Linked DNA regions of Homo sapiens: region 2 is linked to region 1. A link is a contact called in ENCODE Hi-C or POLR2A ChIA-PET data. All regions are on one chromosome and are shown on one strand. The core of a region is the stretch at or near the end of the contact, and the rest is flanking DNA. Distances in the headings are between cores, read along the strand shown.

Region 1 (5,753 bases), core at 1,503-4,002:
TCCTCACAAAAACTCTCTGAGGTCATTACTGCTGTTACCCCCAGAGCACACAATTAACTGGCAGAGCCAGAGTTTGAACCAAGTAGTGTATGATTCCAGAGTGCACACTTCAGCCAGTCATTTCTACAGAAGGAAGACAAGGTGTAGGAGAAACAATGGAACCCTGACTTGTTCTGTTGCTTTGGGGAAAAGGGTATGGGGAGGTCCCTAGGGATGAAGTGGTCCAAATTTGTTTTTTGGGTTTTTTTGTTTGTTTTTTGTTGTTTTGTTTTGTTTTGTTTTTGAGATGGAGTCTCTGTCACCCAGGCTGGAGTGCAATGGCACAATCTCAGCTCACTGCAACCTCCACCTCCCAGGTTTAAGCAATTCTCCTGCCTCAGCCTCCTGAGTAACTGGGATTACAGGTGTGTGCCACCACACCCAGCTAATTTTGTTTGTATTTTTAGTAGGGATGGGGTGTCACCATGTTAACCAGGCTGGTCTCAAACTCCTGACCTCAAGTGATCTGCCTGTCTCGGCCTCCCAAAATGCTGGGTTTGTGGGCGTGAGCCACCATCCGGCCAAGGTGGTCCAAATTTGGACCTGCCAGGCCTTGTCTCTGCTGTCTCTGGATGGTGCCAGCCACCCTCCCCAACCTCCCCACCCCCCATTGGAGGCCCTTGTCAACACCTCTCTGTCCCCACACCAGCCCCTTTCCTTAGAAAGCCCTTGCCCAATGACAGAGCCTCTCTGGTAGTAAAACCTTTGCAGGCCCCTTACACGTCACAAGGTTGTGGGGTCACCAGGGCAAAGATAGGGGCAGTCCCTTTTGGAGATGAGGAAATAGGTTCAGAGAAATTCTGTTACTTGTCTGCTGACCTAGTGGCATCAAAAGCAGAGCAGAGAAACCACCAAGTCCCCTTGTTCCCAATTCAGCTCTCCAGGGTTCCACCGTGGGTTCTTGGGGTTGGGAGATTGAGAGAGGTCAAAAGCCCTTCATAACAGGGATTGTGGAGAAATTAAAGTGACTTTGCCTGCCAGCTTCTGGAAGAGCTGGGGTCAGTAGCTGGAGGCGTGTCTTGTGTATGCAGCCTCCCGCCCTTGGCCTTGCTTGTTTTCTCATCTGACTGTTTTAAGGATCTATCTGCCTTCCTCCTCCACAACCCCCACCTCCTCTTAGGAGTATCACACTCTTCTGTGCCCTGGGAAGGATATGGCAAAGTGGAAGAAGTGCAGGAGTGCCGTCTTAGGGTCTTATGAACCAACTTTCCTTATTTGTGAAGTGGGGCAAGAAGAGTAGTGCTTCTTTCACCCCCAGTTATGAGGTCTTGGGAGACCCGATCATTCATGTAACAACAGAAGATGGCTTCCTACTCTAGCCAACCAACCCCAGCCCTGAAGTTCCCAATTCCGACCAACCCCAGCCGTCGCGCTCGCGAGCTCTGGGGACCCGAACTCCACTTCCGGGTTCCGCGCGGAGAACCCCACACCAAGAGCCCCGCAGCGCTGGCTTCTACTCGAGTTCCCTCCCATTCTCTGCCAAGAGGCTCCTGCCTCTCCTCCACCGCCGCCCCCGCAATCGCCCTCACCACCTCCGGCCCTCGGGGGAGGGTCTTGAGTTGTTTCCCCGAGAGAAGAAATCAGACGTCTTAAGCTTAATCAAATGTTTGCGATCAGAATTTGGGGTTACAGGCCTCGGTCCTGGGCGCAGTGGGGAGCGTCCGACCCCGGCGGTCCCCCGGAAGGGCGCTCTCGGAGGGAGACAAGCGCTGGAGCGGAATCAGGCAGGCGAGGCTGCTGGGCCAGGGCGCGGGGAGCTCTCCGAGGTGCTGAAGCCGCCCCAAGGTCCGCCCAGCCTGGGCGAGGCCCGGAGTCCTGAGGCTACGGCCCGTGCGGTTCCCAGCGACCTCTGAGATTGGCTGCCCGCTCTCCGGGATCTTGTCCCGGGCTCCGGCCCCGGCGACCTTGGGCAACCGACTGTCCCTCACAGGCGGCGGTGAACTGGCGGTCCAGGCTGCGCCTGGACTGGCGGCGCGTCCCATCCCAGGGCTGGGAGAGCAGGGGCGCGCCCCTTCCCCGGCCCGGAACGCTGAGCAGGCAGCCGAGCGGGTGCGGGCGAGTGGTCCGCGGTGGGCTCTTCTCTCCCCGGCCGAACCTCTCCAGTCCACCCGCTCCTGCGCTTCCCCAGGCCCCGACGGCGCCCCTCCTCGCGGGCGGCCCGGCCGGCACGCAGCGGCGCGGCTGGAGCTCCCGGCCCTCGACCCCGACGGATCCCTGGCGGCGCAGCCCGCCCCACCCACCCGCAGCCTCCCGCTGGGGTCAGACTCCCGCGCCTCGCGGCCAAACCGCCAGCGGGGCCACGCAGGGCGCTGAGGTCCCGGAGAGGCGCGAAAATAGCTCAGGGTCCCGGGAGTATGGTCAGGGCGGAGGCGGGAGCGCGGCCGGACCCAGCTGCCAGCTCCTTCCCCAGCCCGCGAGGGGGCGCCGCGTCCCCATGACAACGCGGACACCCCCACCCCCCGGAGGGCAGCGCCCCCTGCTCCCCTGCGTCGCTGGCCGTGGGCGGCGCCCTCTGTGCCCAAGCAGGGAGCTGCCGGCCAGCCCCCGAGAGGGGCGCGGACCGCCGGGGTCTCCGACGCCTCGGGTGTTGACCCCCGCGCGTCGCCGCCGGGTGACCGGCCCGGGGCGGGCGGCGCGGCCCCGCCACGATTGGCTGCTTCCTCGTGACATCACGCGGCTCGGGGAAAAGTGCGAGCGTGAGCGCGAGTCGGAGCCACAGCGCCGGGAGCTGCGGGCGGAGCAGGGGCCGCCCCTCGACACCCCGTCCCCGCCCCCGGCCCTCGGCCCGGCCGCCCGCCCCGCCGGCCCGCGGGGCCGCGCGTCCGTCCCGCCGTCTGTCTGGCGCGAGGGGAGCTGGGCAGAGGCGGCGGGTAAGTGGCTCCGCGGCGGCGCGGGGGCGGGGGGCTCGCCGGGAAGAGCAGGAAGCAGGTCCCCGGGACGCTCTGAGGCTCCCCAGAGGTGGGTTCGACTGGGACAGGGCGCCAGACCCCCTCCGGGGCGAGCGCGGGCCGGGAGCGGCAGTGGGCCGGGGCTGGGGGACCCCGCTGGAAGCAAGGCCGGGGGCTCTCGGAGGCTTCTCCAGGTGCGCCCGGGTGCGCCCGTGGGAAGGGGTGGGCATCCAGGATGTCGGGGGCGGGGGATTGCCCGCCCACAGACCCCACGGAGCCAGGGGCAGCCGTCGGGGGTGGGACCCTGTACTCCAGCCCTCCCACTGGCGGCTCAGCAGGGCGCCGGGCGCTGAAGCCCCAAAGAGCCCTTTTCCCGCCGTCTCCCCGCCCTCCCTCTCCCTCCACCCCTTTGCCCCCGCGCTGCCAGCCCACTCCGGCCCCTGGAGTCCTCCATCTACGACCTTGAGCCCCGACGGAAAACACCCCTGCCCTCCCCGACACCCCTCCCCCGCTCCGGTACTACCCCCCTTTGCTGCCCAGCCTCCAAGCCGGGGTCCTCCAGCTCCAGGCCCCCTCCTCCGGCCCCGCAACGGAAGTGTTGGGCACAATGTCGGTGCCAAATCTTCGCCTCTCCCTCCCTTGGACTCTGGAGTCTCCTCTCCCGCCCCAGGGACAGATCCAGGGGCCACAGCCTTCCCAGAGCCATGGAGTGAATGCCCAAGAACCGAAGACCTACACCCCAAACCACCCCACGGGCGTGCGGAGCACCCCCTCCGGTCTCGCCCGGGGAAGAGGGGTGTCGAGGACTCGGGAAACACAGTGCCCACGCCCAGAGGCTGCAGGAACTGCGTGCTAGGGGCTTGGAGGGAGGGCGGGGCACCCGAGAGCCAGGGCTCCTTCGACCACGGCGGAGACATGGAGGAGCCTCCAGATGGCCTAGGAAAACACGGCCCTCGAGGCCCGCCCGACCCTAGCGTGAGAAACTGGGTCCCCACTTTGGTCACAGGGGCTAGACAGTGCCTCTGGGGTAGGGTGCAGGGTGAGGAGAGAAGGAGGACAAGAGTCTTGCACTCGCCTGACCCGAGCTCTGTCCGGGCCTCCGCCTTGTGGGTGCACTGCGGATGCCCTCTCGCCGCGAGAATGGGCGGCTTTTGGCAATAACGCCTCTTAGGGGAGTTATTAGAGCTGAGCGTGCCTGGTGTCCCTCAAGGCCAGGTTGGGCGACTCTCGCAGAGGCCCCTCGACAGATGTCAGTCAGAGGCTAGGACTCTGCCACATCTTTAAGGACTTGGACACCTCTGGGCACCGGGCTAAGACGGCGTCCCAAAGTTAGGTGGCCCGTCGCAGGCAGCCCCTAGTAGTCTGGCCTCCTCGCCCGCACAACCCTTCACCCACAGGCCAGGTGCAATCCCGATGCAGGCTCCTGGCCCGACCCTCTACGCGCTCAGGCGGACAGCTAAGGTCTGGCTGAGTCTCCGGCAGGGGCGTTTGGAATGTGACCGGTCACCCACTCTCGGCCCTGCATTTGCTTGTGCATGCAAGTCCACAGGTGTAGAGGCACCCGAACCGTGTGCATCCTCCCGGCCACAGCACCCTAGGCACGCACACGCATGCACATGCACGTGTGCACACGGCGCGGCATGCTCACGCGCTCTCACGGGCGGACTGGTATCCAGGCGTGGCCGTGCGCACACACACGCACATGCATACAGCTACTAGCGTCTACTCGCGCTCCCCCGTAGGCACACACAAACAGAACTCGCACTCGCGCTCCCGCCCACACGTTCCTCGCAGGGTGCCGGGTGGAATCCGGGCTCCCTCAACTTTCCCACCCGAGAACCCCGCGCGGAGCCGAGGGCAGCTCTGGGGCGGCGTCCGACGGGGCCTGGCGAGGGGACCCCGCGTCACTTCCCCGGGAGGCTGTGCCTGAGGGCTCCTCTGGGTTCGCAGTCGCATTGGAGTTGGGGGCGGTGGCCAACGGCGGCCGCACGGTCTAGGTCCGGAGCGGGCACCAGGGACCGACATTGCCATCTAGCGGTGCGCACAGCCCCGGCGGCGGCGGCTCGCTCCCCAGATGCCAGGCGTATCTGGATTCCAGGGAAGGCGCCAGAGGGGGTCGGAATGTCTGCGGGTGACCCCGAGGTGTCCAAAACGACGACAGCTGGGGCGGGGCGGAGTCGGGGAGACCCTGAGCCTCGCCCTGTCAGCACCTGGCAGCTCCCTCACGCGGGCCAAGAGCAGGACTTAATCACCGGCCATCCAGTGGTCCCGGCTCAGCCCAGCCGCCAGGATCTGGGAGAAGACAAGACATCGCTTGTCTTCTGGGAAAGCTAAGTCGAGAAGCCAGCAGGAATGTGAGGGGACCCTACCCAAGCCTCACCTGGACAGTCCCTCAGTTGTGTGGTTTTCGGGTCGAGGGGAGCAGAGGCAGGAGGTCAACTCTGAGCAGTAGCACCTTGGACTTTAAGAAGGAGCTTCCCGGGTTCTTCTGCCCCCACCCGTACTTCCTAACCTGGTGACTTTGGGCCAGTTGATTAACATTATCCTCATCTATAAGAGGATATTTACATCTGTAAGATGAGGACACTAATAATACCTGCCTTTTCAGGCTGTTGTAAGGATTAAACCAGATAATCTATATTAAAAGCTCAGAGGGGTTCCTGACACGCAGTTAACACTCAATAAACAAGAGCTATTATGTTTTCACATTCTGCACTTCTAGCCCCGTTTGTTATCATCCTGCTGCCCTGTATCCTGCCTTGGGAGGCTGAAGTGAGTTTCCTTGGGGCTGGCTGACTGATTACTCCTGCCTGCCCTGTCCCCTCC
Region 2 (5,753 bases), core at 2,419-4,918, 280 kb before region 1:
CAATAAAGAGCTGATAACGGTGGCCTGCATTTTATGGAGATTTTACTATGGGTGTATTTTAAATGCATTCTCCAACTGAATATTCAAATTCAAGCCCCTGATAGGGGACCAGGGAAAGAGAAATACTAAGAAGTTTCCTGACCCAGGAAACCCCAGGGTATACAGCCCCTAAGAGGCCACACCCGACTCAAAACAGGCTTGCCCAGACACTTGAGGTCTTTCTGCGCTTCACAACGCACCACTCTCCCCTTTCCCAGACCTGCACTGGGGCAGGGGTGGGGAAGGGGTTACGAGGTCTTCAGACAACCTACAGGACAGGAGGCTGTAAAGTACAGAAAAAAATTTATTGGAAATCCCTTGAATACATTTTGAAGTGTAGCTCGGTATTTCCAAACAAAGTAGGTTGGAGAGGTTGGAGGAGGAGGAGGGACTCTGACACCTGGAGACAAACAGCTGGTCCCAGCCTGTCCCGGGGGTGCTGCAGGAGTCAGTCTAGGGCTCATTCCTTTCATGGCAGGTCTGAGGGGCAAGGGCTGGCCTTAACAGTTGCTTTACTTCTCCCAAGCTCAGCTCAAAGTCATGGCTGAGACTCTTCACAGATGGAGCCCTGGTGAAAGGCTGCTGCCACCTGTAGATGCCAAAGATTGCTGCCTCAGACAATGGCTAGGCCTTTCCATGCAAGGCCTTGGAAAGAGAGCAGTAGCTGAAATATGGGGGCATCAATAACTTACCAGGGGCCTTCCCCCTTCTCAAAGCTGGGGCCTTGGGGATAAACCTGAGCCTGGGTTCAGCAAGCCACGCATGTGCTCTGGGCCAAAGTCAGGAGGGCCAGTTGGCTGCTACTGCTTCTGCTAACACTTCTTGGTGGCAGCAGCAGCACGCAGAGCTCTGGTCCCCGCCAGAGCCTGCTCCAATCCTCAGAAGTCAGCCTTGTATGTGGGAACAGTGTCACATGCAGTATACTAACAAGCAGCTGAGAACCACCTGCTCCACTGAAGCACAGCTGCTGCCAGTGAATGCCCCAGGTGGGCCAGGAGGAATGGAGTAGACCTAGATCTCCTTGACCAGGACTACCAGCGAGGCTGGGAAAGGACAGATCATAGGTGGGTGAGGCTAGGCACTTGACTTATTCAAGTAACAATACCTGAAGGGTTAAGTCAATCATACGCCCAGCTTTGATTTCTCAACCAGAAGCCAATCCAGCTGGTAAACCCCAGGGCAGTGTAGAGAACCTGGGATTAGAGGGAGATGGTAGCTAGGCCCAAGCAGGAGGAAAAGCTCCACAGGACAGCCCCAGGGATCAGGAACAAGTACCCAGGCAGTTGGGGGACACACACAACATCCCCTAACCACTACATGTGGCCATCACATTTAGCACCCAGGACTTCCTGGGCTGCCAGAATGGAGTCAGTCACTCTGCAGAAACTGTGGGAGATGTAAGGCTCTCACCAGGAATACGCAACTATCCAAGGTAAAGCCTTTAGTCAGTTCCAGTGCAGCCACACTGGGAGGTGACTTTGCCCCCGGCCAGCCCTCTTCTTGGATCTCGCTGTCTGTATGGTGGGAAGATCCTCAAAGCAGCAGCCCGGATTCTCAATAACCTCCGGAGGAGGAGGTCTCCGTCCCAGGAAGAGCCCTCCGCCTTCTCCAAGTGAAAAACAACTCACCTCAAACATATTTCCTCTATAAAATATCTGGTTTCTCTGAAAGTAATAAATATTTACCATGTTCTATAACCAAGGAGCAGCAACGGGGGGACAAGAGGAAGAGAACTTTGCTGTGACTCCAAGTGACAAAATCCTAGAGATTCAGGGTGCCATTTTTATTTCCCATGGAGCTGAGGACCTGAGCACAGGCAGCCACCAGGGCTGCTCAGACCCTCCCGACCTTCAGGGGTGGGAGTGGTTTTGGAGTTCTGATCTTGGGTAGGCAGGCCTGTCATATTGCCAGAAATACAGGCATAGAGGCAAGAGAGAGAAGAAGAGGAGAAGAAGATAGCAGGAAGTAAAGGGGACAATGAAGAGAGCTAAGGGACTCCTTCCTTCTTCCTCCTGGCACTGTCTCCTTCCTCTTTCTGCGACTCCACACCAATCTCTTGGCCACCAGCTGGAATGTCAAACAGTGGATGGTGACAGCAGGCAGGGAAGGGGCCAGCTGCAAGGCAGGCCCAGGCAGGAGGCCGGCAGCAGGAGGAACAGGATGACACCCTTGGGAAGCAGTTGGTGATGGGCAGGGCACACAGATGGCCCTGCTGAGGGCTTTTTCGTACGAAGGTTCTTCCCATCTCCAAGGCCAGCACGTGAGTCTTCTCCAACTGGGCACTGGGCTTGACTGCCGCCACGGAGTCTCCAGGAGGTCCAAGAGTAGGGACTTCTGGGTCCCCATGGGAGAAGCCAGCCTCCCTTCCACCTGGCTCAGAGCAGGATGAGGGGTGGGAGCAGCTGATGCATGGGAGGCTGCTTATGCCCTGGGGCCACAAAAAGGGGGTGCTGCTGGGACTCAAGGATACTTTTACTGCAGGGTTTCCACAAAGGCATCAAACTCGCGGACATTCTTCTCATGCACAGCCAGCTTCTCTGGTAATGAGTCCTGTACCGGAAAGAGAGGGAAGAGCCGTTTATTCAGGCAGGGCCTTGAGGAGGCAGCCAGCCCAGTCCCGAAGAGGGGAGGCAGCAAGCAAGACGAAGCTCAGCCCTAGCTGGGCCGAGCAAGTGGGAGAACGCAGGGCAGCTGCGTAGGCACAGGGTAGGGAGGGGTATATGCATCAGGGCTTTGCAGGGGCTGGAGGATTAATGGAACGGCCTTGGGAGTCCAAGTGGGCCACACACTTAACAAAAGAGAAAAGGACCACAAGAGCAAGATGATTCAGAAATTAAACATGAAATATCCCTGGCACAGATCTGACTGACACTAGAATAAAATACCAAGTGTACAGCTCTACAAATTAAACAGTTTACAAAAGATTTCTTCACACCCTTTGCTGGGCATCGGGACCCCCTGGGGGGAATGTGAACCAGGTGGCCCCACTATACTACTGACATTCTGACACAGTAGCAGGTCTGTGGTAAGGCCTAGGAATCTGTATTTTTAAATTTTTTTCTTGAGACAGAGTCTCGCTCTGTCACCCAGGCTGGAGTGCTGTGGTGTGATCTCAGCTCACTGCAACCTCCGCCTCCCGAGTTCAAGCAATTCTCTGCCTCAGCCTCCTGAGTAGCTTGAGTAGCCTCCTGAGGCGCCCGTCACCAAGCCCAGCTAATTTTTTGTATTTTTAGTAGAGACAGGGTTTCACCATGTTGCCCAGGCTGGTCTTGAACTCCTGATGTTGTGATCCACCCGCCTCGGCCTCCCAAAGTGCTGGGATTACAGGCATGAGCCACTGCACCCGGCCAGAATCTGTTATCTTTATACCAGCTGAGGAAGGGGTGAGTTAGAGATTGAGAGAGAATGGTAAAGACAGAAGCAGAGGAAAACAGAACTGTGAGAAGTTTAACTGTCCTAGAGTATCAACTATTAATAAAAATGCGTCTCTACTGATGACTAAATGAACAGAAGCTGCATCTGCAGAGTTTCACCATCACAATTTCCTGCCAGTAGGGGTTTAAACACGACCACAAGGGAGCGTGGAGAGTCTCTTGCCTCAGAGTTTTTAATGTGGCCTGGAGACACCAACAGCTGAGGGTGGTTTGGGTGCAGCTTCCTGAAAGGAGAGGGAGGCCTCAGAACTGGCTACGGCTGTGGCATCAGTTGAGAGAATTGGAGCCACACTTTCTTCCAAGTGCATGTCATGATAGGCAAGGGAGTTTAGTGGTTAAAAGGCTAAATTGAGGAACCAGATCCTCTAAGATCAAGCAAAGCTTTGTTTTGCCTGGGTCTGTGTGACTATGAGCAAGCTAATCATTGTTGGTTTTCTCATCTGTAAACTGGGATGAGAAAACTTACCTCTTAGGGCTGTTGAAGATTCATGTAAAACACTTAGAAAAATGCCTGGCACTCAAAAAGCCTTGATTTTTATTTATTTATTTATTTGTTTTTGAGACAGGGTCTCACTCTGTCACCTAGGCTAGAGGCAGTGGCGCAAACATGGCTCACTCCAGCATTGACTTCCCCAGCTCAAGCAAGCAATCCTCCTGCCTCCACCTCCCAAGGCAGCTGGAACTACAGACGGATGCCACCACGCCCAGCTAATTTTTTGTACTTTTTGTAGAGACAGGGTTTCACCATGTTGCTCAGGCTGGTCTTAAACTCCTGAGTTCAAGTGAAGGCCTCCTCAGCCTCCCAAAGTGCTGAGATTACAGGTGTGAGCCACTGTGCCTGGCCCAAAAGGTCTTGGTAGTAGTAATTATTACTTTTTTTTTTTTTTTTTGAGATGGAGTCTCACTCTGTCACCCGGGTTGGAGTGCAGTGATCCAATCTTGGCTCACTGCAACCCCCACCTCCCAAGTTCAAGTGATTCTCCTGCCTCTGCCTCCCGAGTGGCTGGGATTACAGGTGCCCGCCACCATGCCTGGCTAATTTTTGTATTTTTAGTAGAGACGGGGTTTCACCATGTTGGCCAGGCTGGTCTCGAACTCCTGACCTTGTGATCTGCCTGCCTTGGCCTCCCAAAGTGCTGGGATTACAGGCGTGAGCCACTGCACCTGGCTATTACTGTATTGTTATTACTGGGCATGCTTTTCTCCTTAAAGCAAATCCAGGGCAGCTACCATAGGATCTTAATATCTATTTAGGAGGTGATCATTCCACCTCAAAGAGGGACATCTCCTGGCATGGGGCACCCAGTTTGTGGCTTGTGCGGGGCACTCTTCTGCCCCTCAGAGGCAGGAAGAGGAAATGCCCTAAGCAGAGATGGGGTCATTATAATCAGTATCAGGACATCTGGTCAAGTGTGAGAACTGCTAGATGACGGAGTGAGCTCTCTGAGGAAAGAGCAAGAACACAGATACTCAGGACCTCACAATCTCCTCTGCCCAGTACCACTGGCATCTGCCTGGAAAGCTAAATAGCTAATGCAATGGCTGTTAGAGCAACTTGGCCTAGTGGCATCTGCAAGGAGAAGACGTCAGGCACAGAACAACAGGAGCATGTAAGTAATGCTGAGAATGTGCAGAGAAAGAAGGAACCAAGCTCAAGCAAATTCCAGATAATGACTGCTGGGCACAATGCCAATCTCAAGAGTGATCAAAAGATAATTTTCTAATTATGTCTCTTTCCTATTACAGGGAAGATAGAAGGTGGTAGGCCTCCTAGGCCTTTGGCAAAGGAATGACCATCAAATAAGGATGCACTGTGGTAGAGGAAGACGTTTCCATACCAAGTCTTCAGCCATGGACTGTGCTCCAATATCTATGGAGAGGCTGCTCAGCTGAGGTGGGTTCTGAAACTCCCGATAGAAGGTCCCCAGGTCCATCGGAAGAATGTCATCTTTAGAAAAAGCTGGTTTCTTCAAAAACAAGACAGAGTCAGTTTAGCTTGCCTTGAACCACAGAGGAGATAAGCTATGAACAAGTCTTTCCTTCTAGCAATTATCAAAAGGTTCTTTCAGGCTTATCTTAGGGAGAGAAATCTTTACACTTTTCTCTCCCAGACTGTTCACTTCTAATGCTGGTGATAATATTCCTCTCCACTAGTTAAGTTTATGTCCCACTCCTTCAAACTCCTTGCCTAGCCACGAATAGGACCTAAGTGGGTATCAGTGGAAAATCTCCATTTAGAGTTGAATTTCATTATGAATTTTAACCAAAGGCATGACAAAA

Evidence for each region. Hi-C counts contacts between places; a loop is a spot of excess contacts on that map. ChIA-PET counts read pairs that join two places held with the same protein, here RNA polymerase II (POLR2A). Pooled maps may share reads with other maps.
Region 2: a loop to region 1 is called in a map of naive thymus-derived CD4-positive, alpha-beta T cell, with 2.8 times the contacts of the local background. The contact joins the enhancer-like site here to the promoter of CHRM4 in region 1. A Hi-C loop is called at or near these places in 2 of 168 maps with a recorded cell type or tissue (IMR-90 and naive thymus-derived CD4-positive, alpha-beta T cell) and 8 of 50 pooled maps. POLR2A ChIA-PET finds 5 or more read pairs at or near these places in 2 of 52 experiments (AG04450 and Panc1).

The regions. Positions count from the first base shown.
Region 1 is chr11:46,388,775-46,394,527 of GRCh38, reverse strand. It overlaps CHRM4 (cholinergic receptor muscarinic 4), which reads left to right and starts at 2,752. Exons shown (of 2, transcript NM_000741.5): 1 at 2,752-2,997. RefSeq lists enhancers at 964-1,738, 3,256-3,859, 3,860-4,465 and silencers at 2,392-2,441, 2,622-2,711, 4,691-4,900, 4,931-4,990.
Region 2 is chr11:46,669,091-46,674,843 of GRCh38, reverse strand. ATG13 (autophagy related 13) reads right to left here. Exons shown (of 19, transcript NM_001346311.2): 18 at 5,312-5,440; 19 at 326-2,589. The coding sequence ends at 2,512. Among named protein-coding and RNA genes, the nearest start is that of ARHGAP1, 29 kb to the left of the region's middle. Within about 2 kb of position 3,668, at least 9 of the 41 ENCODE cell types and tissues checked have a DNase peak (open chromatin) inside an H3K27ac peak, as active enhancers do.